Regions from separate parts of the Homo sapiens genome. Here region 2 is linked to region 1. The links are chromatin loops, found by intact Hi-C in ENCODE. Cell type or tissue: Calu3. All regions are shown on one strand. Links, peaks and the distances in the headings refer to the core of each region. The heading gives the core; the rest is flanking DNA. Region 1 has its middle 18 kb from the start of LINC01447. Region 2 has its middle 34 kb from the start of LINC00525.

Region 1 (15,769 bases), core at 7,829-10,328:
CACCTGTAGTCCCAGCTACTTGGGAGGCTGAGGCAGGAGAATGGCATGAACCTGGGAGGCAGAGCTTGCAGTGAGCCAAGATCACACCACTGCACTCCAGCCTGGGTGACAGGGTGAGACTCTGTCTCAAAAAACAAAACAAAACAAAACAAAACAAAATAAAAATAAAACCCAAGACCCTAGCAAGGCAGAGACACACAAGCAGCTGGATGTTGTAAGGAATACATCGGTGGAAGAAGACATAAGTGGCTGGTTGTCAAGAGCATGCCGAAGGAAGAGCACACTGACAGGCACCAGCAGGCCAGCACACCAGTAGGCCAACAACTGGCAGAACGACATGGAGTTTGGCCGAGGCAGCTGGAAGAGAGCCCAGGCTGCCGAGTGGCCCGACTCCAGGGGAAAACAGTCTCCCTCTGGCTCCCTCGTCTGCTGAGAGCTACTTCCAGTCAATAAAACCTTGCACTCATTCTCCAAGCCCACATGTGATCTGATTCTTCCAGTACACCAAGGCAAGAAACCTTGGGGTACAGAAAGCCCTCTGCCCTTGTGACAAGGTAGAGGGTCTAATTGAGCTGACCAACACAAGCCACCTATAGATGGCAGGCTAAAAGAGCACCCTGTAACACACGCCCACTGGGGCTTCAGGGGCCATAAACATTCATTCCTAGACATTGGCATGGGGTCAGAGCCCACAGCCTGCCCGTCTGTATGCTCCCCTAGAGGTTTGAGCAGCTGGGCACTGAAGAAGTGAGTCACACCCCCATCACACTCCCTGCAAGGGGAGCAAGGGAACCTTTCCCATTTCAACTGGGGGCTCGCCCGGGATCCTGGAAGGTGAGTGTAAACAAATGTGAAACTGTCGGGTCTGCGTCTCTTCCAAAAGCTTGCCATCTTTCTCTTTCCTGCAGGTAAGAGGCTGATTCCCTTCAGAAACTCTGCCCTAACTGGCCAGTGAAAACCCCCAGACTTTTTTTTTTTTCTCTCACACAGCTCAAAATGATTCTTATCTCTTCCTTTATAATGTTAAGAGTTTTGCTACATGCTGCAGCAATGTTACTAAGTAAAATGACCATTAGGCTCAGACGCCAAAGGTGCAAATCAGACCAATTGTTCCTGGAGGTGCCATGTATACCTCCACCTCAACAGGCACAGGCACGCAGTGCTAAGGGCACCTCTCCTTATCCTTTTCCCTCCTCGCTCAGGCACCTAGGTGTGCCCACAGAAGGCCATGAGTGGGTGTGGGAGAAAGCTGTGACAGTAGCCATGAACCCACAGTAGCTGCACTCCCACAGGGCCAACAGATGGGCGCTTTCTTTCTTTCCCTGGCCAACGAATTAGAGATGGTCTGAACCAGGGAAAAAATATAAGGATTAGAAAGGCCCAGTTGCACTAAGCAAAGTGTTCTTCCCCAGAATCTTCCCCTTTTCCCCCTTAAATTGTTTTTCTCTTTTTTCTTTTTCTAAGTGAGAGTCCCCCCACAACCCCCACTCTTTCTGATAGGAAAGTTAACAGAGGAACAACCCCTGCTGTCTGAGAACTGCAAATTTGGCAGGGCACATTTGAGACACTCTAAACACATACAAATAGCCTCTAAAATATCTTTTCAGTCCCAAACTGGATTCCAAGCTTCAGGCAGAGGCCCTAGAAAGAAATCCACGTCTGAGGGATCCAAAGCGAGGCAACAGGAACGATGTAAACGGGCAGGACCAATTCCTGCTGACTAAACCCCCACACGTCATGGAAGAAGGCCATGCTTCATGGCATAAACAGGCCCAGGGAACTCAGTTTACCGACAGCAGGGAGAAAGGGAAGCATAGGTGAGGGCGGTTAATTCCTATTCTCCAGGTTTTCCCTGCTTCATGGATACGTACCACATCAGTACCCATGGCTGGCACCTGCCAAGTTTGCCGGGGCTCAGGGATAAAGGGTGGAGAGTGAAGGGAGGATGCTCGCTTTCTCTATTCATCACACCCTGAGTTTTTGCTGAGAGAAGGAAGGGAATGAGGGATGCCTCTATTCCCTGTCTTTCAGAATGGGCAACCCGTTCTCTTCACCACCCCCAGCTTATACTCCTCTGGAGTGTATCCTGAACCACTGGAACTGCTTGGACTCTCAGAGTCTGGAGGAAAAGTGCCTCATATCCCTCTGCACAAAGGTTTGGCCAAATTATGATTCACAGGAAAGACTGGCTTGGCCTCAGGGAGGAACCATTCATTTCAATACAATCTGGCAATTGGAACTTTTCTGTAGATGTGAGGGCAGGTAGTCTGAGGCTCCATATGTGTAGGCTTTCTGTACCTTGCAAGGACCTTTGCCGACAGTGTAGGATTGATCTAGCCTTCCTGTTTGCCATCTCAAGGAAGGCTGCAAGGGGCAAGCCCAGGGAAGTAAAGACACGAGTGCCAGAGGCACCCCCAGCAGAGGAGCCAGCTCCCTCAAACCCTGTTCCTCCAAGTTCACCCCTGCCTCCTTCTACAGCTTCAGCGTCTCACTTGCCCACTCCTAAAAATCCTCCCCCTAAACAAGCCCCAGTCTCACTTTTGCCCCTCCAACAAATGCCCAGTGAATTTGGGCCCAGTAAGGTCCAGGTCCCCTTCTCCCTACGGGACTTAAAGTAAATTAAGGAAGATCTTTGCAAGTTTTCAGATGACCCTGATAGATAAATAGAGGCTTTCCAGAATTTCACCCAAATATTTGAACTCTCCTGGAGAGATGTTATGTTACTTTTGAATCAGACCCTGATGGACACTGAGAAACAGGTCGCTCTTCAAGCAGCAGAGAGATTTGGGGATGAGCTTTGTGTCACATATAGCATCAGGGAAGGGGGTGAACATTATCCAACCTGAAGAGAAGCAGTACCAGTGAATGACCCTACATGGGATCCCAGTGACAAGATGGAAGATGAGAAGAGGAAACACTTTCAGGTGTGCATAATGGAGGGCTTACATAGGACTCTCAATTATACTAAGTTGTCCATGATTGACCAGGGATTTGATGAAAATCCCACTGCCTTCCTGGAAAGGCTAAGAGAGGCCTTGGTAAAGCACACCTCTCTATCTCCTGATTCAGTCAAGGGACGGCTAATCCTAAAGGATAAATTTATCACTCAGGCTGCCCCTGACATCAGTAGGAAGTTGCAAAAACCGGTCCTAGGACCAGACAGTATATTAGAGGACCTCTTGAAAGTGGCTACCTCAGTCTTTTATAATAGAGAAAGGGAAGCCTAGGAAAGAGAGACAAGATACAGGTATTCCCAGGGTGCATCTGTGAATTGCTAAGGATATGGCAAGAACAGCTATCTCTCTTCTAAAGTTTATCCGCTCCCATACAAGGTTTAATTTCTTTCACCAGGATGAAACAGCTTGGGGTACAATGTTGTTGTTAGTATATTTTACTTCTTGTCTCTGTAATCTTTGGCACTCAATTCTTTCCTTGTTATAATACACATGTTTAACTCATGCATTCTTAACCTTATAAAACTTGTTTTTTTCTCTCATGCCTAGAAACCCTCAAACTCCAAACCGTCAGGCAACCGGAGCCTCAAACGATGGCTCCCCTTTGCTAGGAACCCTTAGATAGACCTCTGGGAGGAGTCTGACTGCCGTTTTCCCCAAAACAACGCCCCTGTCAACAGGAAACAGCTAAGACCGGTCATCGTCCATATTCTAGTGGCAGTTAGATGTACCTCTTTAAAGGGGGGATATGATAAGGGAGTGCTGGGAAGGGAAGAGCGTGGTCCCTTTAAATGATACAGAAGCAGAGAGGGGAAGAGCTGGGTAGAAGAAGGCGGGTTCCTGGCTAGGGCTTCACCCCCAAGGACCTAGGTGAGGACAGGCACTTCTGCTTTCACGTCCAAATGTTGCAATTTCCAAGACCACCCTGGCCCACCACCACCTGGCCCCATCCTGGGCCTATAAAAACTGAGACCTTAACAAGGCAGAGACACACAAGCGACTGGACATTGTGAGGAACACATAGGTGGAAGAAGACACAAGCGGCTGATCGTCGAGAGCACGCAGGCAGAAGAGCACATTGACAGGCACCGGCATGCCCGCAGGCCATCAACTGGTGTAATGACATGGAGTTTGGCTGGGGCAGTCTGAGGAGAGCCTGGGCTGCCGAGCTGCCCAACTCCAGGGGAAAACAATTTCCCTCTGGCTCCCCTGTCTGCTGAGAGCTACTTCCACTCAATAAAACCTTGCACTCATTCTGCAAGCCCATGTGTGATCTGATTCTTCTAGTACACCAAGGCAAGAAACCCAGGGATACAGAAAGCCCTCTGTCCTTGAGACAAGGTAGACGGTCTAATTGAGCTGACTAACACAAGCTGCCTATGGATGGCAAACTAAAAGATCACCCTGTAACACACGCCCACTGGGGCTTCAGAAGTTGTAAACATTCACCCCTAGACACTGCCATGGCATCAGAGCCCCACAACCTGCCTGTCTGTATGCTCCCCTAGAGGTGTGAGCAGGGGGGCACCAAAGAAGTGAGCCACATCCCCATCACATGCCCTGTGAAGAGGACAAGGGAACTTTTCCCGTTTCAACTGCATTACAGCAACATAATGAGATACTGTCTCTTTAAAAAAGTCTGAAAACCACTAATCTACGGTTCTATTGGCGTGATTCACAGCTGAGAAAACTGGGGCTGCAGGACAGGGTGCTGAGCCAAGACGGGCACTGAGTTCTTTCTCCGGGTCAGAGCAAGCTCCTTCCTCCTCCACCAGTGTCTTTTCTCCTGACTTGTTTTCTGACCATTCACCCTGGGTTCAGCTTGGAGCAGGGCCTGTGTATTTACTGCTGAGGCCACATTAACTCTTAGCAATGATTAAATTTTGACATCTCAAAACCACACTTCCGAATGTCCCCTTCAGAGGGATGCAATGATAACTCCTGCAGACCTTCAGCAAAGGGATATTACTTTTGTGCCCCCTTGGTCCCAGTGTAAAAGTGTTGACTGAAATTAAAAAGGGGAAGTGGTTGTAATTCACCAGGGCCTTTCCTCTTAAGTGGGTCTTGACTTTAATTTCCACCCTCAAGGTGAAGGGCAGAAGGTTTCTCTGCAATTTCACATTAGTTTAACAAATGGTTTAATGAGCACTAAAATCAGTGCTACCCTATGTTGCCCAACCCCAGGAAGAGTGATTCACATTGAATAGAATGTGGATGCTGCCTGTCCCTGGGATGGTGGGGTTCACAGCTTTGCCTAAGAAATCTGTTCAGTGTGTACATTAACACAATGCACGGGGGGAAGGTGATTCACACCAATTCATGGGGGAAGGTGATTCACACCAATGCATTGGGGAAGACATCAACCAGGGGAGGAGACGGCCACATAAGGAAAGAAGCATATTGTGATATGGAAGGTAAAACAGAGGTGCAGGGTGGCCTGGAGGAGGAAATGACTGACACTGAGAGGGGTTTAGGGATGTCCTCATGGAGATGGTGACATCTGAGCTGCATTTTGAGACCTCTGCCGAAATCAGTCATGTCACACTGTGTGATTCAGAGCCACCTGTGTGATTCAGAAGCAGCTGGTGAAAAACACCGTGAAGCTTCCCACTATGGAGAGACCCTCTGACGACAAACTCAGGCCCAACTGATGGCAGATCCTGCTCAGCACACATTTGACAAAGCAAAGTTCACCTTGTTAGAAGTTGACACCCCCCACCTGCTCCTGTGCAGAGGTCCTGCATTCTTACACCCTGGCCAGAAGAGGTGTCAGAGTGGGGCATGGACTCTGTAAGCTGCAAAAGAAGCTGCCTGGGAGGAGTCAGGCTGGAGGTCAGCTTCTACTTTAAATTCTCTATGGGACACTGGTAAAACTACAGCCAGGATTCAATTCCAAGAAGGTTATCAGAGAGACAATCCAAGGTTTAGGTGCAAAGATGTTCAGGGCAGCATTGTTTATAATTATGAGAAATATAACAATCAGAAAACATTTCCTGAGGACACTATGGTCAGGGAGCAGTTTCTGTGTTTTAAAGGAATAGCCTGCTGTGGTTTTGAATAGTTGTGTCCCCTCTAAAACTCATGTTGAAACGTAATCCCCAATGCAACAGTGTTAAGAGGTGTGGCCTAATTAGGAGGTGATTGAGTCATGAAGGCTCTGACAACCTGATGGGATTAGATGCCCTTAGGAAAAGCCCTGGTGGAGGGAGTAAGTTCCCTGGTTGGCCCCTTTGGTTCCTCCCACCTTGTAAGGACACCATGTTCCTCCCCTTGGTCGTATGCAGCAATAAGACACCATTTTGGAAGAGCAGACCAGGCTGTCCCCAGGCACTGAACCTGCTGCGACCTTAATCTTGGACTTTTCAGCCTCTAGAACTGTTGATAAAATACATTTCTGCTCTTTATAAATTATTCAGTCTCTGGTTTCTTGTTATAGCAGCACAAACAGTCAAAGACATAGCCTATTGAGACAGGAATTATAATTGTTCCCATTTCCCAGGCAGCAAAACAGGAACTCTAAGAGGGCAGGTTTGAACTCAACCTGCATGGGATTGGCAAGGTGAAAATGATGGCTTCAGGCCGGGAGCAGTGGCTCACGCCTGTAATCACAACAATTTGGGAGGCCAAGGTGGGCGGATCACCTGAGGTTAGGAATTCGAGACTAGCCTGGCCAACATGGTGAAACCCCTTCTCTACTAAAAAAAAAAAAAAAAAAAAATACAAAGATTAGCCGGGCATGGTAGTGCACACCTGTAGTCCCAGCTACTCAGGAGGCTGAGACAGGAGAATCTCTTGAACCCTGGAGGGGGAGGTTGCAGTGAGCAGAGATCGTGCCACTGCACTCCAGCTTGGGCGACAGAGCGATAATCTGTCTCAGGAAAAAATAAATAAAATAAAATGATGGCTTCAAAAAATTTTCTTAGAAGATTTTGCTCAAACAATCTAAAGTTATGCAGAAAAGACATGCTTACATAGATAAAAACATGCTTAGAAGGAACCTTGGGCAGTGGGCATGGTGGCTCACACCTGTAATCCCAGCATTTTGGGAGGCCGAGGCAGGCAGATCACAAGGTCAGGAGATTGAGACCATCCTGGCCAACATGGTGAAACCCCATCTCTACTAAAAATACAAAAATTAGCCAGGCGTGGTGGTGTGCACCTGCGGGAGGCTGAGGCAGGAGAATCACTTGAACCCAGGAGGCAGAGGTTGCAGTGAGCCAGTGAGAGGTGAAGCCAGCTGGATTTCCTGGGTTGAGTGGGGACTTGGACAACTTTTCTGTCCAGCTAAAGTATTGTAAACACACCAATCAGCCCTCAGTGTCTAGCTAAAGGATTGTAAACACACCAATCGGCACTCTGTAAAAATGCACCAATCAGCGCTCTGTGTCTAGCTAAAGGATTGTACACGCACCAATCACAGCTCTGTAAAATGGACTAACCAGTGCTCTGTAAAATGGACCCATCAGTGCTCCGTAAAATGGACCAATCAGCAGGACGTGGGTGGGGCCAAATAAGGGAATAAAAGCTGGCCACCAGAGCCAGCAGCAGCAACCTGCTCAGGTCCCCTTCCAGGCTGTAGAAGCTTTGTTCTTTTGCTCTTCACAATAAATCTTGCTGCTGTTCATTCTTTGGGTCCACACTACCTTTATGAGCTGTAACACTCACCATGAGGGTCTGTGGCTTCATTCCTGAAGTCAGTGAGACCACGAACCCACCAAGAGGAACAAACAACTCTGGACACGCCACCGTTAAGAGTTGTAACACTCACTGCGAAGGTCCGTGGCTTCACTTCTGAGGTCAGTGAGACCACGAACCCACCAGAAGGAAGAAACTCCGGACACATCTGAACATCTGAAGGAACAAACTTCGGACACATCTTTAAGAGCTGTAACACTCACTGCAAGGGTCTGCAGCTTCATTCTTGAAGTCATAGAGACCAAGAACCCACCAGAAAGAATAAATTCTGGACACATGGAGATCGTGCCATTGCACTCCAGCCTGGAGGCAGAGGGAGACTCTGTCTCGAAAAAAAAAAAAAGGAACCTTGCAAGAAGTAAACATGTTAATGGTGACAACCAGGATTGTCCCTTGGGGGTAGGATTACTGGCAATTGTTAAGGCACCTTAGACTTTTCCTTCATTTTCTAGTTTCCCACTGTGGGGTTACATTACTTTCATGATGTGAAAAACCCATGCTACTTGCCAATGACTTAAATTATATATTCGACTGGGCACAGTGGCTCACACCTCTAATCCCAACACTTTGGGAGGCTGTGGTGGGCAGATAGTTTGAGCCCAGGAGTTCAAGACCAACCTGGGCAATACAGTGAGACCCCATCTCTACAAAAAATGTAGAAACATCATCCACAAAATATGTAGAGACATCCTCATGCCGGTAGCCCAAGCTACTCAGGAAGCTGGGACAAGAGGTTCACTTGAGCCTGGGAGGCAGAGGTTACTGTGAGCCAAGATCGCACCACTGCTCTCCAGCCTGAGTGATAGAGCAAGACTCTGTCTCCAATAAATGAGTGAATGATATGTTCTTGCAGTATTGGACCTGTTGGCATCTAAATATCTCACCTCAAAGATTATAGAAGTGCTGTTCTGGATGTTGCTATCCCTGTGAAACCTTCTCCAACCCCCGCCCTCCCTCCTTGGCTTAATTGCGGATACTGTTTCCAAGTAAAGCAAATTTCATTTCTCCAAATTAAAGTGACATGAAGCAGGTTTTTCACCCTGGTCAGCCCTTGCCACATAGTTGGGATGCCAGAATTCTTTCAAATAGCATGGAAAGTCCCAAAGACCAAACTAGAGTTCAACCTCTAAGTAAATAACTTCTCTTGCCAACATTCCTTTCTGGGGTGAGCCTTCCAATTTTTTTCATGCAAGTCAGTCTGTAAACTCTGCACAGCCAGCCTGGTGAGGCCCTACAGTAAACAGCGCACCTCCACTCCATATACGTGATTAAGGAGCTGGGGTCCAGACCTCAAAGTGTCCTCAACATGCGTTCAGGAAGAGCCATTTGTTACCTATGGTAGACTGCTGAAGCTGATGGTGACTTACTTAGAAAGTAATGAAACAGGACAGGCGCAGTGGCTCACGCCTGTAATCCCAGCACTTTGGGAGGCCAAGGCAGGTGGATCTCCTGAGTTCAGGAGTTCGAGGCCAACCTGACCAACATGGTGAAACCCCGTCTTTACTAAAAATACAAAAATTAGCCAGGCATGGTGGCAGGCACCTGTAATCCCAGCTACTCGGGAGGGTGAGACATGAGAATAGCTTGAACCTGGGAGGCGAAGGTTGATTGCGCCATTGCACTCCAGCCTGGGCAACACAGCAAGACTCTGTCTCAAAAAAAATAAAAAATAAAAACAAAAGTAATGAAACAGGCCAGGTGCAGTGGCTCAGGCCTATAATCCCGGCAGTTTGGGAGACCGAGGCAGGTGGATCACGAGGTCAGGAGATTGAGACCATCCTGGCCAACATGACTTTTTTTTGAGACAAAGAAAGAGAGAGAGAGAGAGAGGGAGGCAGGGAGGGAGGGAGGGAGAAAGAAAGAAATGAAAGAAAAGAAAGAGAAAGAAAGAGAAAGTAATGAAATAGCAGAGGCAAAGTGATGTCTCCAGCAATGGGGTTCTCATTCCCTTTCCTACTGATGCCTGTACTACTCTGGTTAAAAAGAGTAAACTCACTCACAACCCTGGGCCCTCCATCCTGTGTGCTGCAATGGAGTGAAAGTTTGGAAATTCCAACTAAGAAATTAAACATTGAGCAAAGAGTCTGCTTTCTCCAGTATTGGGTATAAAGTCAAATGGCATTAGGGCTGAGGGCCTCGTATGGCATCTTTGCCTGGGTGGACTGGCTGGTGCAGTGAGTTCAGGGTACAGAAGGCACTGAGGAGCCAATGCAATCTGGGGTCTGGGGTCAGTAGGACAGGGCTTGTCAAAAGTACGAACATTAAGAGGGTTCTGTGGCAGGGGTGGGGTAAGGGAAGACTCCGAAGGCTGGAGCAGAAGCATTGGCAGCAGCGCCGTGACTGGGCCAGTCAGCTTTATTCTCTGCTGGCTGTTGGTACTCTGGCTGAATATGAACAAGCCTGGGACACTGGTGCTGACTGGTCACAGTTGCGATGGTCAGACAGTCAATACCTGCGGGTAAAGCCTGTCTCTGATTAAGATGGAGACTGCTAGGCTAGGATTCCTCCCCAGGCTCCTCTTGTCTGTCATCTGCTTATGAACTTTCTAAATTTGGCCCGGCACAGTGGCTCACGCCTGTAATCCCAGCACTTTGGGAGGCCAAGGCGGGTGGATCATGAAGTCAGGAGTTCGAGACCAGCCTGGCCAACATGGCGAAACCTCGTCTCTGCTAAAAATACAAAAATTAGCCAGCTGTGGTGGCAGGCGCCCGTAATCCCGGCTACTCCAGAGGCTGAGGCAGGAGAACTGCTTGAGCCTGGGAGGTGGAGGTTGCAGTGAGCAGAGATTGCGCCACTGCACTCCAGCCTTGGTGACAGACCAAACTCTATCTCAAAAACAAACAAACAAAAAAAATTTCTACATTTATAAATGGTGTTTTAAAAAGAAAAAGAAACCTGGAACATTGCTATGGGCTGAGTTGCGCCTCCTAAAATCCCAAGGTTGATGTCCCAACCACAGTGCCTTAGTGTGTGACTGAATGTGAGATAGGATCTTTAAAGAGGTAATTAAGGCCAGGCTTGGTGGCTCACGCCTGTAATCCCAGCATTTTGGGAGGCTGAGGCAGGCAGATCATGAGGTCAGGAGATTGAGACCAGCCTGACCAACATGGTGAAACCCCGTGTCTACTAAAATACAAAAAATTAGCCAGGCGTGGTGGGGTGTGCCTGTAGTCCCAGCTACTCCGGAGGCTGAGGCAGGGGAATTGCTTGAACCCGGGAGGTGGAGGTTGCAGTGAGCTGAGATTGCTCCACTGCACTCCAGCCTGGCGACAGAGTGAGACTCTGTCTCAAAAAATAAATAAATAAATAAAAATAAGGAGGTAATTAAAGTTTAATGAGGTCATTAGGGTGGGCCCTAATGTAATATGACTGGTGTCTTTAAAACAAGAGGACATTAGGACACAGATACACACAGAGGGACAACACCTGGGGAAGGTGGCATCTACAAGCCCAGGAGACAGGCCCCAGAAGAAACCAACTCGGCCCATACCTGGATCTCAGACTTTCAGCTTCCAAAACTGAGAATAAACTTATACTGTTCAAGCTTCCCTGTCTGCAGTATTTCCTTTTTTTTTTTTTTTTTTTGAGACAGAGTCTCACTGTGTCGCCCAGGCTGGAGTGCAGTAGTGCAGTCTTGACTCACTGCAACCTCCACCTCCCGGGTTCAAGCAATTCTCCTGTCTCAGCCTCCTGAGTGGCTGGGACTGTAGGTGCTCACCACCACACCTGGCTAATTTTTGTATTTTTAGTAGAGATAGGGTTTCACCATATGGGTCAGACTGGTCTCAAACTCCTGACCTCAGGTGATCCACCCACCTCGCCTCTCAAAGTGCTGGGATTACAAGCCTGAGCCGCCACATCCTGCCTGTAGTATTTTCTTACTGCAACTTAGCAAGCTACAATATGAAGCAAAAATACAGACATGAAGCATGAAGTATACATTTGCTTTAATTATCTATGTATGCTCTATGCCACATCTGCCATGTACTACTTTAAAGCCATGTACAGGCCTGTACAGGGACACTCAGCACAGTGTCACATATGTAGATCTAAGCACCTGAGTCATTTTCAAGGACACTTGCTTTTGGGGTCCCAGAGCCTAGGACAGTCATTTGAATCTGCTGTACACACGTTCTCAAAAACACCCACCCCAAGTGGTGTGTTTACTGATCATGCCATCTCAGAGTGAATGTCACCGCCAACCTAACCAGAGATACACAGCGAGTGCCCTCCAGGAAGGTCCTTAACCTTTCCAGCATCCTTAGATGATCTGTTCTTGCTCCATCAAACAAGTGAGCAGAGGAATGTGGCCCTCAGAACAATTGCATCCAGGGAGCGAAGACTGAATCTGGTCTCAGGCAGGGTAAAGATTTGTCTCCGCCTCACTCTCCCTGAGTGGTCAGAAAGCGGCCCTGTGATGGTGAGCAGTCTAAAGGTGGAGGTGCGTGCAAGTGCCCGGTGTGAGCAGGTCAGCCCCGCGCTGGTCAGCTCTTCACTGACTCCCTCCACTGCAGATCTGGAAGTGTGGGTGCTGTACTCAGACAGGAATGTCATCAAGCCGAAGAGCACCTTCTACTGGAGTTCAGGTAAGGTTTTTGCTCCAGACATTTTTCATCTGTAGAATGTTAATATCTAGACATTAAACATTCATATAATCATAAGAGTTTTCCAGGCCCCCTATATATGCAAATGGTAAATAACTTAATTATAGTCAGAAAATCGATAGGTGAAAGTAAAAAGTTCCATTTATAATGTTACTGAGATTAGTAACATTCAGAAATTGAAAATCTGCTTTTAGATTTTTTCCCAACAAATTTTATCTATGAAGTAAAATAGGTTCCTCGGCTCCCTTCTCTTGAAGGCAGAGTAAATGAATATTTATAAGTCACTTTTCACATCCTTACAGGGCACTTCACAACCCTTGTTTTATTAGGGACAAAGCACTCTGTAGTGAGAAATAATCAGTGTTGCGATGTTGGTCATCCTTATGTGCCTATTATCTTTTTTTTCTTTTTTTTTTTTTTGAGACAGAGTCTCACTCTGTAACACCCAGGCTGGAGTGCAGTGGCACGATCTTGGCTCTTGTCTGTCCACTGGTTAAAGCGATACTCCTGCCTCAGCCTCCCGAGTAGCTGAGATTACAGGCGCCCGCCACCATGCCTGGCTAACTTTTGTGTTTTTTGTTTCTTAGTAGAGACAGGGTTTCACCGTGTTGGCCAGGCTGGTCTCGAACTCCTGACCTCAAATGACCCACCTCTGCCTCCCAAAGTGCTGGGATTCCAGGCGTGAGCCACCGCACCAGGACCCCCTTATGTGCCCATTATCTACGAGGCTCAGTATAGGATTTATCTCACCAAAATCTGACCCTAACCCTACATGGTTCCCAGAGAAGTGATTGCTAATTATTATTAACACATGGAACAACTATAATAGTTATTATTATTTTGAACACAGTCTTGCTCTGTCACCCAGACTGGAGTGCAGTGGTGCAATCTTGGCTAACTGCAACCTCCATCTCCCGGATTCAAGTGATTCTCCTGCCTCAGCCTCCTCAGTAGCTGGGATTACAGGCACGCACCACCAAGCCTGGCTAATTTTTCTATTTTTAGTAGAGATGGGGTCTCACCATGTTGGCCAGGCTGGTCTCGAACTCCTGGCCTCAAATGATCCACCCACCTCAGCCTCCCAAAGTGTTAGGATTATAGGTATGAGCTGCGGTGCTCAGCCACATTGAACAATTATAGCATGGCAGGTGCTTATGTGAATCAGCTGCTCAAGTCTTCATAACCAACCCATGGAGAAGGAAGGGCCTCTCACTGTGACCCCACATTGTCAATGGAGAAACAAACGCCGAGACCAAGAACCTCACCGGGCGTGCTGGCTGGCGTCTATAGTCCCAACTACTCAGGAGGCTGAGGCAGGGGAATCGCTTGAACCCAGGAGGCGTAGGTTGCAGTTAGCTGAGATTGCGCCACTGCACTCCAGCCTGGCAACAAGGCAAGACTCTGTCTCAAAAAAAAAAAAGGCCCTGGAGTGGACAGTGGCAGAACTGGGGTATGATGCTGGAGATTGACGCTGAGCGACAAGTCACCACATCCCCCACCTACCTTCCCTCCACACATTTCCTAACTTGCCCCACGTCAAAGAGTTATCAGTAACTATACCACAGTTGTTTTGATGATTGCAAAGAGCAAGAATGGGAATAAATCCCTTCTTGATGTCTCAGCCCTCATGTGGATTTGGCGGAGGCCAAGAGCTGGCTTCATCAGCTTCTGTTTATGAGCAGAGCTTCCAAGGCCTGTCTGTGCAGAGAGAGCTTGAATACATCCCAGGAAAGACCACGAGTGAGGCGCTCATTCAGCAGAAGGGTTTTACAGAATGGCTTGGAATATGTGAAGGCCCACGGAGCTGGAGCGGAGGGAGCCAGGCATCAGTTGCCCTGTCTGAACCTTCAAGAAGGCTGAGGGCTCTGCCTTCCTTGTTCATCTAACTCTGCAAGTTTTGGGGACAGGGAAAAAGTGTTACTATTTCCACAGCTGATCCAGTTCTTACAAAGCCTCGAGCTTGGAAAGAAAGAGAGGGAGAAAACCTTCAGCCCTATCACTGATTTCAGAGTGCAGAGCAGGCTGCCAGGGGCTCTCCAGGCAAAGGCAGCGGCAGTGGCCTCCCTATTGCCCTGCTGGGAGCAGGCTCATCCCTCACCATCCCTCCTCTTCTCATTTCTACCCCCAGGAGCTCAGTTAGTTGCTGCTGGCTCGTTTCTATTTACACAACTGGAAAAGTAATGTGTGGTCTCTCCCAAACAGTTGGGCGATCTGTGTAATTATGCAACAGTAGAAAACAGCAGCTCTGTTTGGAAAGCAGGGTTATGATCTCCTAGCTGGGGATTGTTTATGGAGATGAATCTCATGGCAGGCTCAATTTCCTTAAGCAGCTCCTCTCCCTGCCAGGTCAGGTCCTTCCCTGGTCACAGACTGCACTGTCTTCTGGAGTCTTGGCTGTCCTGGACATAAGCCATTTCTAGTGAGTGGTATGTACCACCTTCCATTCTGCAGTTCTAAGGAGGAATCTGGAAGCATTCACAGCTAATCGTCTCTATGGGTGCCCCCACTACCGTGCCCCTCTGCCCCGGGAACACACAGCTATTGCCATTTGCCTCACACCAGCCCTCTTCCAGTTCCAAAACGTTCAAAGTGATTGCTCGGCAAGAGAAAGGTTGCCTATCCTGCACGAGGCGCTGTGTTTCTCCAGCTCTATAATATACTGGTGGTTTACAATGTCACCATCAGGAACAATTCCCGGCAGAGGGTAATCGGCCAAAAGGACAAGTCAAATCAACACAGGCAAACAGCCAAGCCCAGGTGGCAGGGTCGGTCTGCAGAGGAGGCTGAGCATTTATATGGAGGCCTGAAGGTTTGTCCTTGAAAAGGCAAATTGTCTAGATATCAGGTTAGCATCTGGTGGGTGTGTTGAAGAATTACAAGCTGGTAGTTAAAGGGCAATTGCTTTTCCTTGAGACAAAAATGGCCTAAGTGGTTAGATGGAAAGGGCAAGGGAGATATTGGAATGGTGAGCCCATGAAAGACACAGACTTGGGTCCTGGAGACGGGCCCCACTCCTGTGAGCCAGGGCACTGGCCTGGGGGATCCCAAACCGGCAAGTCAGCCGCCGACAGCACTGTCTGCTCCTCAGCCCATCCTCAGGGCTCCATAGAAGCCTCTCTGTCACCGTGTCTCAGAGACTTTTTTTTTTTTTTTTTTAAGATGGAGTCTCACTCTGTCGCCCAGGCTGGAGTGCAGGGGCATGATCTCGGCTCACTGCAACCTCCGCCTCTTGGGTTCAAGCAATTCTCCAGCCTCAGCCTCCTGAATAGCGGGGATTACAGGCCTGCGCCACCATGCCCGGCTAATTTTTGTATTTTTAGTAAAGATGGGGTTTCACCATGTTGGCCAGGCTGGTCTCAAACTCCTGACCTCGTGATCCGCCCGCCTCAGCCTCCCAAAGTGCTGGGATTACAGGCGTGAGCCACTGCACCTAGCAAGGATTGTTTTTAATAATAATGGAGCCCAGGCGAGGTGGCTCACACCTGTAACCCCAGCACTTTGGGAGGAAAAGGCGGG
Region 2 (15,769 bases), core at 5,012-7,511, 120 kb after region 1:
TGAAATCAGGGACTCAAGCAGATACTTGCATACCTGTGTTCATGGCAGCATTATCCACAGTAGCCAAAGGAGAAACAGCCCAAATGTCCTCCAGCAGATGAATAGATAAGCAAAATGTAGTATATGCATACAATGGAGTGTTATTCACCTTTGAAAAGAAAGGGAATTCTGTCACATGCTATGACACGGATGAACTTTGAGGACATTCTGCTACAGGAAATAGGAAATAGCCAGGCACAAAAGGACAGATACTGCATGATATTTAAGGAACCCAGAATAGGGACCTAGAATAGCTAAATTCATGTGACAGATGTAGAGTGGTCAAATTCATAGAGACAGAAAGTAGCGTGGTGGCTGCCAGGGGCTAGAGGGACGCAGAATGGAGAGTTTGTGTCGAATGGGGACAGACTTTCAATTTTGCACAACGAAAACATTCTGGAGATGAAGCGTGGTGATGATTGCACAATAACGTGAATGTGTTTAGATATCACTGAACTGTATTGTACGCTTACAATGGTTAAAATGGTAAATTTTATGTTAAGTGTATTTTACCACATTTTTTTTTTAAGAAAGAGAAGGTGCAGAAGTTGTACCAGCTCACCTTTCTGTCAGTGAGCCTCTTAGATCAGACAGGCCAAAACTTCTGGAGACGTTCAGGCCACTGGGGTCCCCTTTCCCCAGCTGCCAAGCTGTTTTCTGATTTTCATAGCTGCCCTCAAGGCCTCCTGGCCGATCCTTGAACTTGCTGCGAACTTTATGGAGATTGGTGATTGCCCTGCTTCCTGGTGGCTGGGCTGCTATAAATAATAATAATGCTGATAATGAAAAGAATTGCTCAGGGTGCAGCAGGAGGCTCGCCAGGCTCCCAGACTCACGGGGGGAATGGGGAATGTCATGTCCAGGGGCTGCTTTATGTACTTGGTGTTAATAAATCATAATAATTAGATACTGGTCCAAGTCATTTGAAATTCATTTCTTTCATTCATGCAGCATTGCAGGAAGATGAAGATGCTGGCTGATTGACCTCATTCTTCACGTGCACTCAGGGCTCAGGGCCAGCGCAGGGCTGGGGAAGCTGCTTTCTTCCCACGCCTCCAGGGCCCAGCCTGGCCGTCTCACAACCTGGCCTCCTTCTTGTCTGTGAGCTCACACTCTCTTTCTTCCCCCGCATGCAGATGGTGATGATGGCCAGGACACTGGCCACCTGCCTGCAGCATGCCCAGGGCCTGGGCTTTGAGGCTTGTCTTCCCATCCTGAGTGCTCCACATGCTTTATCTCACTGGACCCTCACAACATGCCTTTGGCAGGTGAGGAGGCTGAGGCTGAAGCTTGGCCTTGAATGTTGGCATGAGTCCTCACCAGCGTGTGTATTTGTCAGGTTAGACTGGGCTCTGCCGTGGTAACGAAACATCTACTAAATCTCAGTGGTTTCACATTGTCCTTGTTTATTTCTCACATATGCAAAATCTTCTGTGGGCCCGTGACTTCACAGGGCAGCTGTCCCTTGTACAGAAATCGAGCCCTGCAGGCTGCTCCTGTCTCCAAGCTTGGCCAGCTCCAGAGAAAGCGACCTTCACCTTCATGGTGGGGGAACGTCCATGGAGGTCTGTCACCCGCATGTTTACACTTCTGCCCAGAAGTGACACACGCACTTCCTCTCATGCCTTTTATCCAGAGCAGCCACAAGCCAATCCCCCTGCGAGGGTCTTGGGGTGTGGAGATCCTGGGCCTCCGTGAGCAGAACTGGAGGTGAGTGAGCTCCAGTGAGGTCTGCAGCTGTGTCTCCTCATCTCAGTGCTGTTGACCTTTGGAGCTGGAGAAATCTTTGCTACGGAGCCTGTCCTGGGAATCGTAGGATGTTTAGCAGCATCCTTGGCCTCTACCCACCAGATGCCAGTGGCACCATCCACTTATGACACCAAAAATGTCTTCCACATTGCCAAATGTCCCTTTGTGGGCAAAACGGCCTTTAGTTGAGAACCCTCGGGGCCTGCACCATGCTGTGTCTATGGATAAGGTGCCCAACGCTCTGAATCTCTTTACTAATTTCGAGTTAATGCTGCCCACTCTACAGAGATGATGTGAGGATGAAATGTCTCTGACTCGTGTGAAAGTGTGCAGCACTGAATCCCAACTCAGTAGGGCCAGGGCCCTGTTTTTGCTTCCCACTGTATTCCCAGTGACTGGCATGGAGGAGGCTCTCAGTGTTGATTGAGATGATGAATGAATGAATGCTCAGTCCTGGCATAGGACAGTGCTGAGTAAGTGGCAGTTCCACCCCCACCCCATGACCTATTTACACACAGATATGGGTTTTTGGGCCTTCATGGAGGCAGGAAGCAAGGGGCAGAACAGGATGGCCCTGTTGCGCTTCTCTACCTGGCCGACAGGTGTCCCCCCGAGCCCCTTCTCACGGGGTACTGCTTCCAGAAAGGCTGTGATGGGGCTGCTTGCTCCCCAACTCTCCTTTTCCCTGGCCACTGGTCAGAGTCTCCTGGGAAGGTCTCGGCCGCAAGTTGGCCAGCCCGAGGGGGTCTTCGTCTGTAGGGAGTCTGTGCTTCTGCGGGGGAAGAACCTCCTGGGGAGCACATCTGGTGCTTTGACTCTGATGTCAGATCAGACAAGTCCAGTGCTCAGCAACCCCAGACTTCGCTGACAGAGGCTGTCACATTCCTTACACACCTGGGACACTTTCTCTCCCTGTTGAGACTAGCGCTTTTTCTCTTTCTCTGGACTTGGTTCCCCAAACCTGTGCTTCCCCAGCCCCTCCAGTTACCTCCAGCTCTTGGTGAATCACTCTGTGCCCCTGATACCCTTCACCCAGGCTGTGGGCCAGTCTCCATGAGCAGCGTCTGTCCTCACGTTGGCCTGTCCCCCTCTGGAGGCCTGTGTGCTGGGCTCCTCCGGCCATGCTGTCCTCACTCTCCTTTGGCTCCACACAGTTCTGCCGAGGGGCTTCAGCTCGGCTCTGAGTACCTCCTCTTGGCCTAAGACCTGCTCACTATCTTCTGGACTTTCTACCTGGGACAGGGAAAAAGGGTGCTGTGCCCTCTTCCCGTGGTTGTGGTGTGGTGGGAAGAGGAGACGCTGAGGAGCCAGACACATCTGGGAACCATCCCAGTTCAGTCTTTTCACAGCCTCGGTTTCCTCAGTTTCAAAGCGTTAATAAGGTTGACCCTCATGTCTCGGTTACCTCAGGCTGCTGTAATAAAATAGCACAGACTGGGTGGCTTAAACAACAGACATTTCTCTCTCACAGCCCTAAAGGCTGGAAATCAAAGATCAAGATGTTGTCAGGCTGGAATCCCCTGAAGCCTCTCTCCTGGGCTTCCAGATGACGGTCCTCCCCCTGCGTCCCCACATGGTCCTCCCTCTGTGTGTCTCTGTCCTAATCTCCTCTTCTTATAAGGACACAGGTCATATTGGATGAGGGCCTACTCTAATCATCCCATTTTACTTTAATTACTTCTTTGAAACCCTATCTCCAAATACAGCCACATCTGAGGGCCCAGGAGGTTGGACTTCAGTGTATGAGTTTTGGAGGGACACAGTTCAGCCCATAGCACCTGGCAGTTGGACCTGAAGATGACCCCAAAGGATTGAATGAGTTGATGTGGTTACCTCCTGTTATGCTTCAAACCCATCCTGTGGCCGCCATCCAGCCCATGGGGTTCTGCCTCCAAACCATCATCTTCTACTCCGTTACTGCTCTCCTATTCAATGGCTGGAGACACAGAAGCCAAGACCTCCTAACTCCACATTTAATTTTTAATTTCCCCCACTTTTTACTTATTCTGTGCTGGGAACACAGAAGTTGCGCATAGATGGAAATGAGTACTGGGTGACATTTCAGGGGGATTACACATGGCCGTCTACCTTCTTAGCCCAATGGCTGGTTTGCATTTGCCCCAAGGGGTGGACTTGACTTCTGCTACTTCTGTGGTCACCTCTGTGCCCTCCCAGGTACAAGATGGAAGTCCTGATTTCAAGTCACTCCATTATTCTCCATGACATGGGTCTCATGCACCATGGGTTCTGGTTGGAGCCATAAGCGAGTATGAATGGCACTGTCTGTGTGACCCTGGAGATGGCCTCATGCAGGGGTCCCCAGCCCCTGGGCTGCGGGCTGGTACCGGTCCATGGCCTGTTAAGAACTGGGCCGCACAGCAGGGGGTGAACTGCAGGCGAACAAGCATGACCGCCAGAGCTCCGCCTCCCATCAGATCAGCGGCACCATTAGATTCTCATAGGAGTTCCAACCCTATTGTGAACTGCACATATGAGGGATCTAGGTTGCATGCTCCTTCTTTTTTTTTTTTTTTTTTTTTTGAGACGGAGTCTTGCTCTGTCACCCAGGCTGGAGTGTGCAGTGGCGCTATCTTGGCTCACTGCAAACTCTGCCTCCCGGGTTCATGCCATTCTCCTGCCTCAGCCTCCCAAGTAGCTGGGACTACAGGAACCCGCCACCACTCCTGGCTAATTTTTTGTATTTTTAGTAGAGACGGGGTTTCACCGTGTAAGCCAGGATGGTCTCGATCTCCCGACCTCGTGATCCGCCCGCCTCGGCCTCCCAAAGTGCTGGGATTACAGGCGTGAGCCACCACGCCTGGCCTACATGCTCCTTCTAAGAATCTAACTAATGCCTGATAATCTGAGGTGAAACTGTTTCATCCTGAAATCATCTCCCCTGCCGCCACTGCCAGTCTATGGAAGAATTATCTTCCAGGAAACTGGTTCCAGGTGCCAAAATGGTTGGGAACCGCTGGCATACTGGGTGTGAAAGCTGTGTGGAAATTGCCATACCCCTAGAGGAGTGAGACTTTGTCATCCTTCGGCCATTCGTTCATGCTTTCCTGAGTCCACCCCTCCGGTGTCTACTGGAGTCTCCCACTGGCCATGCATGAGGAGGATACAGGGCAAGTCTGACGCTGACACTGTTCTCAAGGGCTCTGTCATCCTGGGGCGATTGTCTGAGGCCTCCTGCAATTCCTACAAGGCAAGGCCTAAAGGGCCACTGGCAGGATGTGGGGACGCCCCTGTGCCAGCTCAGAGCAGCAGCGTTGGGGAAGGTGTGTGCCCGGTGTGCGGCCTTCGAGTTGGCCCCTGAGGTGTGGCGTGACGTTGCTCTGGGAGTCAGGAGCAGGGAAAGGGCCTGAAGCAGGTGGAACAGCCTGGGAGGGTGCAGGGCCAGGTATGGTTAGAAATGGTCTGCCTCCCTCGACAAAGAGCTACATACATCCAAGCTGCAAACAGTCCCCTAAACCCTGTGCAGCTGGCAAAGCCCATGTGTTTAAAAAGCCTGCAAGTCCCCGACCCCAGGGTGGCCCCAGCAGGATGTTGAGGAAGGCTATTCAAGGCATTTGGAGATGAAGTCATCAGGATTCTTTCAATACTGCTTAGATTTCATGTAACCTGAAACTTTTACACAAGCCAGTCTCTGCCTATGAATGAAAGAATACTGTTCCCCCACCTCCAACCAAACCCTTCCCTTTCCCCCTTTCTTTGATCTGGTGACAGACAAAAGAGACACGTTTGCCTATGGAAGCCATGGGATTTAGGTTCCAGGCCTACCCAGTGCTCACTCTGAAATTCCCAGAAATAAGGTTAAATGGCTGAGCCTGGCTGCAAAGCTGAAATGTGCAAGGACCAATGAGGGAAATGTAAGAAGGGCGGGGTAGGTTGCCAAGTTGGGATGATGAGGGCAGACAATGGGTGGTCCTGGTGCTATACAAGCTCTGGGGAAATATCTGAGCAACTCTGAATCTGACATGTTCCACACTGATGGACTCTGAGATTTAGACAGCAGTAAAGGAGTGGCCAGGAGCTGGCCAGGCCAGGTGGGGGTGGCTATTCCATCAGGGAGTGGGGACCTTGTGGTCTTGAGTGATGCTGAAGGGCATGGGGCCTGGGCTCCTCAGAAAGAAACAAGCCTGCCCCATGCTGCTGGCAGGCCCTCCTGCCCATTTCTGGGGTTATCTGCAAACTACCTTCAGGGAGTTTAGCAGGAACCAAAACAATGAACTCTTGAGAACAAGGTTGCCCTTAAAGGAATCCACACCCTGAAAAGCCACTGAGGCCTGATACCTCAATTTCCTGGTGAAGGATGTTTTTATCTGGTTGGCTGGGCACTCAGCTCATGGTGTGTTTGTTCAGTAAGTCATTCTGCCTAGCCCCCACGTGTCAGGGGTTTCCCCCTGGCCTGCGGAGCTGGGAAGGGCAGGCTCTCCATCCTGCGATCTGTCCATTTCTGTCAACTCAACCTCTCCTAGATGATTAATCTGCTCCCAACCAGCAAAACAGAATACTGTATGTAGAATACTGTACTCAGGATACAGCCAGAAACACCTTTGATCTGATTCTCATCAAATGTTCTGCTATGAACACAAAGTTTACACTCATGGAGGATTGCATGAAAGTCTCTTTCTTCTAAGAAGACTACATTTCAAACTTGGATTAAACAAAATTGGGAAGCGTATATTTTAAACACAGTGTTTGGCTCCTTGTAGAACATTTACCTTTACTGAATTATACATGGGGATTAGGCCAACGGTCAGCATGGAGAGATGTGAGAGTCAATTAAAAAAAAGAAGAGTTGAAACATAGATAGTGTTGCCCAGCAGTTGAGAGAATAGGCTTTGGTGCCAGTAAAACACTGGTGTCCTATGGCACATTACTTAAGGTGTCTGTGCCTCAGTTTCTTCACCTGCAAAGTGAAGCTGTCGCTCTACCTACTTTATAGGCTGGCTGGGATGATTGAGTGAGAGGAAGAAGGTCAATGCCATGCCCCATAGAGCAGGTGCCCTTCCGTGCATGTTGCTGGAGAGGTCAGAGACCAAAGGAAGGTAGGCATGGCAGCAGGCATGATCAAGTGGAGGCTGGTTCTTCTCAGCCAGACTGGCTGGCACCAAAACTGTTTCCCAGTTCTGTTTTTGGTTTTTATGTATTTATTAATTTTTTCACTCTGCTGCTCCACTATAAAGCCAACACAGAGTTTCCAACCAATGGCTTCTTCCTTCAACAATTTAACATCCAGCCAGGTGCATCTGTAGCGAGCCAGTTGGAGGCATTCTGGCTGGAGGGTGCAGGGCTAAACTGATTACTCTGCATGTTGCTGTTCTGGTTTGTAAAGAAGCAATGTTCCTCATTAGTGTGTGTTAGCCTGTAGAGAGCAGAAGTTGAATTAGGAATTGCTGATTGAAAACCTGATTTTTGAACTCTCCATAACCTGGTAAATGTTTAAATGTCCTATTAGGAGGAAATTAAAGCTCTGCTGGACTAGTTATAGATTAACAATAGGAAATCTTATTATAAAAGTATAAAGAGATTTCACATTTCCTCAATATTCAGAACAATATCAACCTAGCAATAGCAACTTGTTATTTGACATTAAGCACAGAAACCAGATTATTACCATAGTAATGAACTTGTTTTTCTGTTCTTCTTGCAATGAATGACACTGATTTCTGCATATGGTTGACTACACTTTGTCACAAGGGTCATAAGAGAGTTGGCTCTTCTTGCTTTTTTTTTTTTTTTTGTCTGTGCCCACTGGCATCTCCAGGTCATTGGCTTCTCCATCTCCCTGTCTGAGATATATATGAGGCAAGGGGAAGATGCCCCAAAGAACTCACCATTGAGCCATTCAGTGGGGGCCCAAAGTCTCTATACAGTCTGCCTTCTTTCTACCTTCAGAGTCTTCTTACTGTGCTTAATACCCAGTGCCCAGGCTTTTTAGTTATGCTTAGGGAAAAGTGAGTTTATTCCATCTTTCCACAAGATGGAGTGCCCTGTTGTTTCTTTTCTTTCTTTCTTTTTATTTTTGAGATGGAGTCTTGCTCTGTTGCTCAGGCTGGAGTGCAATGGTGCAATCTCAGCTCACTGCAACTTCCATCTCCTGGATTCAAGCAATTCTCCTGCCTCAGCCTCCCAGGTAGCTGGGTTTACAAGTGCCCGCTACCATGTCCGGCTAATTTTTGTATTTTTAGTAGAGACAGGGTTTCACCATTTTGGCCAGTCTGGTCTCGAACTCCTGACCTAGTGATCTGCCTGCCTTGGCCTCCCAAAGTGCTGGGATTACAGGTGTGAACCACCATGCCCTGCCAGCTTTTTTTTTAAAAAAAACAGGTTAAAAAATCGTGCTGAACAGCCCTGAAGTAATCATGTATGTTGATGCAGTACTTTGCATCAATTATACTACATATATTCTCTCTCTCATTCCAATTATTTTTCTCATTCTTTCACTCTCTCCTTTGTTTTTAAACCTTCTCTCACTGTCTTTCTCACAAAAATATGAACACACTTATATAAGCTTACACACACAAATCTTAACCTATAATTAACACAAGTGAACAAATTAAAATTAAATGCTAGAGGAGTGAAGAATCAGTAAAGAGAATTATGAAGTTATAAAACAAAATTAAATATCTAGATACATTAAGAATTTTTAGGTCAACATCTTCTCTGCAAATGTTAAAGTCAACAAAGAGATCCAATTCCTTTGCTGAGGAATAAAAGCTTTTTAAACACATTTTAAAAAGGAGTTGTTTATGATTAGAAGATCCAGATGTGCTCATATTTAAAAAGATATTTTTAAACTAAAACTGACCGCCCAATTGAAAGACTCATACTTTTTTGTTTAATGTGGTTATAGTTTAGACGAGAATCAGACTAGTTATAATCCAGAAATACTTTAGTTCTGAAAGTTAGGGATCGATATAAAGTTTTATGGATGAAATTTTTGAATTTTGAGAGAGTAGGCTGCATACAACTTCATGCTGTTTTCAAATTTTAACTCCAGATTGAAAAATTTTTATTGTATTTTTAGCAATTTCATCAAAGGGCTGATGGCTTTCAAGTTTAAACTCTAGCTTAAGGATTGAATTTTAATAAACAGAAAAGGTCTCTGGTCACAAGCGCACTCTTTGAAGGTTATCACACATTGTATATAAATGTACCTGTATGAGCGTCATCACTCAGATTAAAATGCCAAGGTCAGCAGCACCCCGGAAGCCATTCTCTCCTTCTCAAAGGTGGCCACTATCTGACTTCCAGTGACACAAATGGATTTGCTTGTCTCTGAACTTTTATAATGGGGATTATCCACTGAGTATGCCTTTGATAAGGCCTCTCGTTTGAGAGATTGAGGGTCGGCTTCGCGTTTGAGAGATTTCTCCTTGCTGTTGTGTGTAGTATTAGTTCACTCACTTTTATTCTGCATAGTGTTTTGTTGTGTGAGTATCCTGCTTCAGCTATCCTGTTATCCATGGACAGTTGTGGGCTGTTTCCTCCTCGTTCCCTGGTTTTGGTTTACAGCAAATGATGCCTCTGTAAGCATTCCTATATGTCTATTTATGTCTATGTGCTCGCATTGACGTTGGGCTTTTCCTAGGAAGGAAGTTTCTAGGGAGCAGGTTTGTGTAATGTTCATATTTAGTAGTTGCTTTCCAAGGGTTTTCTGAAGTGGTTGTGCCCATTTTCATCAGCAGCGTACGTGAGTGCCCATGGCTCCCTTCCTTTCCAACGGTTGGTGTTGCCCCAGCCTCCACTGCCACTGCATCTCACAAGAGCTCCAGGGTAAGGAGTTTCTCTTTTTGTCAGTTAGAATGTTAACGATCCCCCTTCAGTAAACTAGAGGACTTCTGCACCCTCACTTTCCCCTTGACTTTTGTCATTTATTCTATTAAGATATAATTCACACACCATACACGCCACCATTATCAATGTCTACAATCTTCATAAGGTTGTGGAACCATAACCATAATCCAGTTCTGGAATACACATCTACTGAGAGCCATGTTTTCAAGGTTCAGGCGTGTGTTGTTGCATGCATCAGTTGCATGTATCATTCATTATTATAGCTGAATAATACTCCATTGTCTGGCTGGAATGCATTTTGTTTTCCATTCATCAGTTGATGGGCATTTGGGTTGATTCTGCTTTTTGCCAATTTGGAATCATGCTGCTATAAATATTAGTGTACAGGTTTTTGGGTAGACATGTGTTTTCAGTTCTCTTGGGTATGTCCCTTGGAGTAGAATTGCTGGGTCATGTGGGAATTCTATGTTTAACTTTTTGAGGGACCACCAGATTGTTTTCCACAGCAGCTACTCCATTTTGCATTCCCACCAGCAGTGTATGAGGCTTTTAAATTCTCCACGTCCTTACCAACACTTGTTATTGTCCTTTTTAAAATTGTATTTTAGCCATCCTAGTGGGTGCACACTCATTTTTGCAACCAAATTTCTCTTGGCAGATTCTCATAAACTCAGAGTCAAGGTTGATTTCTTTCTCTTTATTTTCCTATAGGAAGGAGATTTAGCACACCTCTTTTAAAAACAGAAATACTCACAGTTAAAAGCCTTGATTTGTTACTAGCAAGACTATCATAATTACACCAACTTTAACGCTTATTCTTTAATAGTTGTAGAGATCATAAAAAAGAACTTCTTCTGTTCCCCTGAAATTGATAGCTGGTCCCCAAATCTTCAGACAAAGAAGATATCAAGTACAGCTTATTCTAAAGAGAATTGCAAGATGAGAGGCAGATACTTGCTCCAGGTTTTATGAAGAGGCCGGCAGACCCTGATCACCAAAAAGTAGGGTACCCCTCCTCCCACCCCACCCCACACACCCCCAATACCACATGGACATGTCCACCCAAGTTCTCCCACTTCAGTGGGCCAGGTGTCCCAGCTCCCACTTTGTGGTTTCATCACGATCAGTGAAATCAGACAATTCCTCGACGTTTTGCTCATATTTTCATTTTGATACCTTGGGTATCTATTCCGTTTCCCTTGTTTTGTAGTCTCCCATGATCTCCCATGACTCATAACTCACAGACATTTCTCCCAATTTCCTCCGAGAAGGTTTCCCATCATATTAATGCACATTTCGACCGCTTGGTGTTTTTTTTTGCCGAGGAGCTCTGGTGCCTCCTGGCTCAGAGCTAGACTGAGGTCCCAGCTGAAGGCATTTTCAGGAATTTCCATAAATCAGGCGTGGCTTCCTGCCCAAAGGCAAGGCAGCTTGGAGGGGGTTTCACAAAGAGAAGTTTCCACATGGGGAGGAGTGGTCTTCCCAGCTGTCTCTGGTTCTAGGGGAGCACCCTCCAGGAGCAGGAATTCCTCCTGCTCTCAGTCCCCGGGTCTCCAAGTCTCCACTGCAGGTGGGAGTCAGAACCCAGGAAACACATGACAACCAGGCTGTGCGCATTGGTTGCTGAAGCGCTCATCACACTTCTTGAGGTGCTCCATCCTTCCTTGAGGAGGCACACTGCCATGGGTTGAATGGTGTTCCCCAAAAGATATGCTGACATTTGAAAACAAACTTATGGGTAATAAAGGTTAGAGCCTTATATGTATACAAGGTGTACTAACCACACAGTTTAATATGTAGCAAAAATGTACACTCGATATTTTTGAACTGGTTATTTTTTTTTTTTTTTTTTGCTGTATTCCAACTGACCAGGACAATGTTAAGAATACATCTTAAATGGGTGCTCACTGATAAAGGAATGGTTAATAATGAAGCCATACATTTATGTCTGGATTTAAACATTTTAAGGACTCATTTACCAAGTCCTTGTCTGTTGCCTTGAAGAACATAAACTGCTGTTTCCAGTATTCACATCAGCAGGATCTTATTCATAATACAAAACGTCTTATTGCATTGAAATGTACTGTAACATGGGAAAATTTAAGCCTTTTGTATGTTTTCTTTCATTGTGAAATAAAATTTAATTCTGAAAGAAAAAAATACGTTGAAATCCCAACTCCCCCCTAACTGTGAATGTAACCTTGTTTGGAAATAGGACCTTCACAGGTGTGATCAAGTTAAGATGAGGTCACTTGGGTGCACCCTGATTCAATAAGACTGGTGTCCTTATAAGAAGAGGGAAAGCTGGACACAGACGCAGAGGGCAGAGGCCACGGGAAGACGGAGGCAGCGCTTGGAGTGATGCGCATGAGCCAAGGAGAACCGGGAGCCTCAGAAACTCGAAGAGTCAGGAGGAACCCTCCCCTGGAGCCTTCAAAGACAACACAGCCCTGCTGACCCTTGATTCAGATCTCTGGCTTCCAGAACTGGAACTGTGAGGGAGTAGAGTTAGGCGGTTTAAGCTACCTGGTTTGTGGAACTGTGCAATGGCAGCTCTGGGAGAGTAGGACAGATGTTGAGCGCACCGACTCCCAGACCTCCCTGGCCAGATGACTGGGCTTGCCTGGTCTGCACCTCAGCCTCCTGGCTCTTCCCCTGCCTGGAACCCTGTATATGGTCTCATCATGGCTGGCCTAGCTCATCATGCTTCTGCTGTGAGACCCCTCATTAGATTAGTTGGATAATGGCTGGGTGTGATGGCTCATGCCTGCAATCCCAGCACTTTGCGTGGCTGAGGCAGGAAGATCACTTGAAGTCAGGAGTTCAAGACCAGCCTGGCCAACATGGTGAAACCCTATCTCTACTAAAAATGCAAAAATTAACCAGATGTGGTGGTGGATGCCTGTAATCCCAGCTACTCGGGAGGCTGATGAGGCAAGAGAATCACTTGAACCCCGGAGGCAGAGGTTGCAGTGAGCTAAGACTGTGCTACTGTACTCCAGTGTGGGCGACAAGAGCGAGGCTGTTGAAGTCTGCCTGGCTTCATCTCCTCTCAGGAACTTGCATGGGGTGTTCATTTTGTTCTGGTTTTGCTTTTCAAGCTGGATCTTCCAGGTGGAAGAAACTTCAGAGGTCATCTCCAGCCTTGACATTTCCTAGTTTTTATTTGAGAAATCAGGAAAGAGAGGCTCAAAGAGAGAAACAAGGCAGATCTGTCTTCTCAAAGCCCTCTTCATCACCTGGATCTAAATTCCTCACCTTCTCTATGAGTTAAATAGAGAGGCGCCATAACCATGCAATATGCAAAATGCATGTGCCTATTGGATGGTCATTGCATTGAACTCTTTGGCATCCTTGAGAGAGGCACAGTTGTTAGCCCAGGTTGCAGATGAGGAAACAATCTCAGTGGGGTTACGTGCCTCCTCCATGTCTCACAGCGAATCCTGGATGGGGCAGGATTTGCACACAGGACTGTCACTGTTGACTGCACAGCAAACATGTGCAAACCTCTCCCTGCAGCGTGCTTCTGTCTAATGCCTCTCAAGTCGTCTCTCCTAAAGCAATTTTGGTTGGCCAGTGGGGTGCTCTGAGGCCACAGCCCTTGGTGCCATTCTTGGGGGATCCATCCCTTACTTCTAGCCTGGATCCTGGAGTCTCACCCTGAAATTTTGTTCTGATCCTTGTATGTGGTGTCAAAACTCTGTAGAGGTCACTTCCACAAACACCCTGACACCTAATATCCATGCAGACTGATTAATTAACTGAAGTTTTTGTAGAGGGGCTAGTTGGGCAAGGTGACCTTAAGTTTTCACCCCATTTTGAGATGCAGATTCTGTGAATTAGAAGTCTGTGAGAAAACAAACAAAATCAGTCAGGGTGCAGTGGTTCATGCCTGTAATCCCAGCACGCTGGGAGGTGGAGGTGGGTGGGTCACCTGAGGTCAGGAGTTTGAGACCAGCCTGGTCAATATGATGAAACCCTGTCTCTACTGAAAGTACAAAAACTAGTGGGGCATGGTGGCGGGCGCCTGTAATAGCAGCTACTCAGGAGGCTGAGGCAGAAGAATCGCTTGAACCTCGGAGGCAGAGGTTGCAGTGAGCCGAGATGGTGCCACTGCACCCCAGCCTGGGCAACAGAGTGAGACTCCATCTCAAAAACAACAATAATAACAAACCAAAAAACAAAATCAGAAGGAAGCACAGAAATCTAGAGTGGGTAAGGAAGGCTGGGCAGCTTTTTACGCCTCCTCAGGTGTTCGTCAACTGAAAAGAATCTAGCAAGCCACAGAACAGACTTCCTGCCCTCCTCTGCAGCCTGGAAGGTAGGTGGGAAGGTATTTCTCATAGGGAAAGCAGACACCAGGCATTTGAGCCTTAGAGCTAGGTTGGAAGGTTGTGCAGACGAGCCCTGTCATTCCCAAAGTGCCAGTCAACTCCATGAGGGGCTGCTCCTCTGAGTTCTTCCTGCAATGCGGTTCTTTCATTGCTCTTTCCTTCACCCTACCTCCAATTTTTATTCTTTTTGTTTTGTTTTCTTTTTGAGGTGGAATTTCGCTCTTTTTGCCCAAGCTAGAGTGCAATGGTGTGATCTTGGCCCGCTGCAACCTCTGCCTCCTGGGTTCAAGTGATTCTCCTGCCTCAGCCTCCCAAGTAGCTGAGATTACAGGCGCATGCCACCACGCCCAGCTAATTTTTTGTATTTTTAGTAGAAACAGGGTTTCACCATGTTAGCCAGGCTGGTCTCAAACTCCTGATCTCAGGTTATCCACCCGCCTCAGCCTCCGAAAGTGCTGGGATTACAGGCTTGAGCCACTGCACCCGGCCAAATTTTTATTCTTAAAAAGCTAACTGCATAACATCACCCATGCTGGAGAATGTGAATATGTAATGAGTCCAGTGCAGAGAACGCTGGGTTCCTGTTTCCATCTACTCCAAGGCAGCCACATCCCTCCTCGTGCTACCACGGTATTCAGTGGGCAACAGGTATTGCTGCACGTGCACGGTTTACTGCCAACACCAAATCTCACTGTAAATTCAGACTAAAAAAATACGAGGAACTCTCCACTGGTTTTTTGTTCTGAATCAATATAACGGTGTAAAATAGTTACCAGGGTACCCGGCATATACAAAGAGTCCTTAATCGTTCATTACAATAATCATTACTGTTCAGTGGAGACTTTGCCATGCAGAATAAAATTTACTTTGACAGTATCATGTGAAGCCACCTTCAGCTGCTGGAGTCCTATAAAATGCATGTTCAGTCTGTTGGTCCACCACAGACTGAGTTTTCTCTCACTGGAAAGAAGTAGTATCCAGCCCATGGTCCGTGACCCCTGAATATTTGTTGAGCGATGGATGATTTAGTGCTTGAATAGCTCCAGCAAAGCCCATGGCCAAACTGGTGAATGTGTAACTGGGAGAAACTCTTTCTAGATGTGGCCAGTCTTGTCTAACTGTGGTCACGTGATGAGAGGAGATGACAATGACAGAGATGAGGAACGGATGTCTGGGCTGGAGACAGAAAGCTTTGTCACCTGTCATCTCAGTTCTGGGCTTCTGAATGGTGACGGGGGTCTGTGTACACAGGATATTTAGAGGCAAAAGAAACATCCGGCTCTGGGCTTCCACCCGACCTTGCTCCCTGCCCCATCCTCCTGCCGGCCCAGGACATAGGCTGACTCGTAGCTGGAGGGCAGAGAAGGTCACCAGCTACAGATCCCCCACCAGTCTGGCCAGGACAGGGAGCTTTCCTGCTGGCCACCATCATCACAACGCTGTGTGTGTGCAGGTGAGACCAGCCCATCCACAGGCAAGGCACTGATGTTCCGTCAGAGTCTAGGTCATTTCTAGTTCACCCTATTAATGATTTGCTGTTCTCAATATAGGATATCTCTATCTTTTTCAACACAGCCCAGCATTTACTTAGTCATCCTACTTCCGACCTAAACAGCTGATTATTTCCAATGCATCTTAAACACAGTGCTTTATGATGGCCTCCCTACTCAGCCTCATGAACAGCCCAATCTATAGATGAGGCAACCAAAGCCCAAAGAAGTTGCTTCATGTGCTAAGGTCCCAAATCTCAGGGAGGACTGCAGAGATGGGGTTTGATCCACAGTGACTATTTACCTATTACGTTACTTTTGTGCAATGCTATTTCCAGTATATGCTACATC

What was found. Hi-C counts contacts between places; a loop is a spot of excess contacts. Peaks named below come from ENCODE experiments on the same cell type or tissue, not always from the same donor. Only the 100,000 strongest peaks of a DNase experiment are listed, where the experiment ranks them.
Region 2: a loop joins it to region 1, with 11 times the contacts of the local background. A loop is called at or near these places in 4 of 110 quality-filtered maps.

What each region holds. Positions count from the first base shown.
Region 1 is chr7:47,596,335-47,612,103 of GRCh38, forward strand. No RefSeq gene overlaps it. Among named protein-coding and RNA genes, the nearest start is that of LINC01447, 18 kb to the right of the region's middle. RefSeq lists an enhancer at 4,727-4,816 and a silencer at 14,534-14,775. In Calu3, for the core only: no CTCF peak of the experiment used is centred there; a DNase peak (open chromatin) is centred at 8,777.
Region 2 is chr7:47,719,430-47,735,198 of GRCh38, forward strand. No RefSeq gene overlaps it. Among named protein-coding and RNA genes, the nearest start is that of LINC00525, 34 kb to the right of the region's middle. RefSeq lists an enhancer at 4,558-5,489. In Calu3, for the core only: no CTCF peak of the experiment used is centred there; DNase peaks (open chromatin) are centred at 5,302 and 6,172.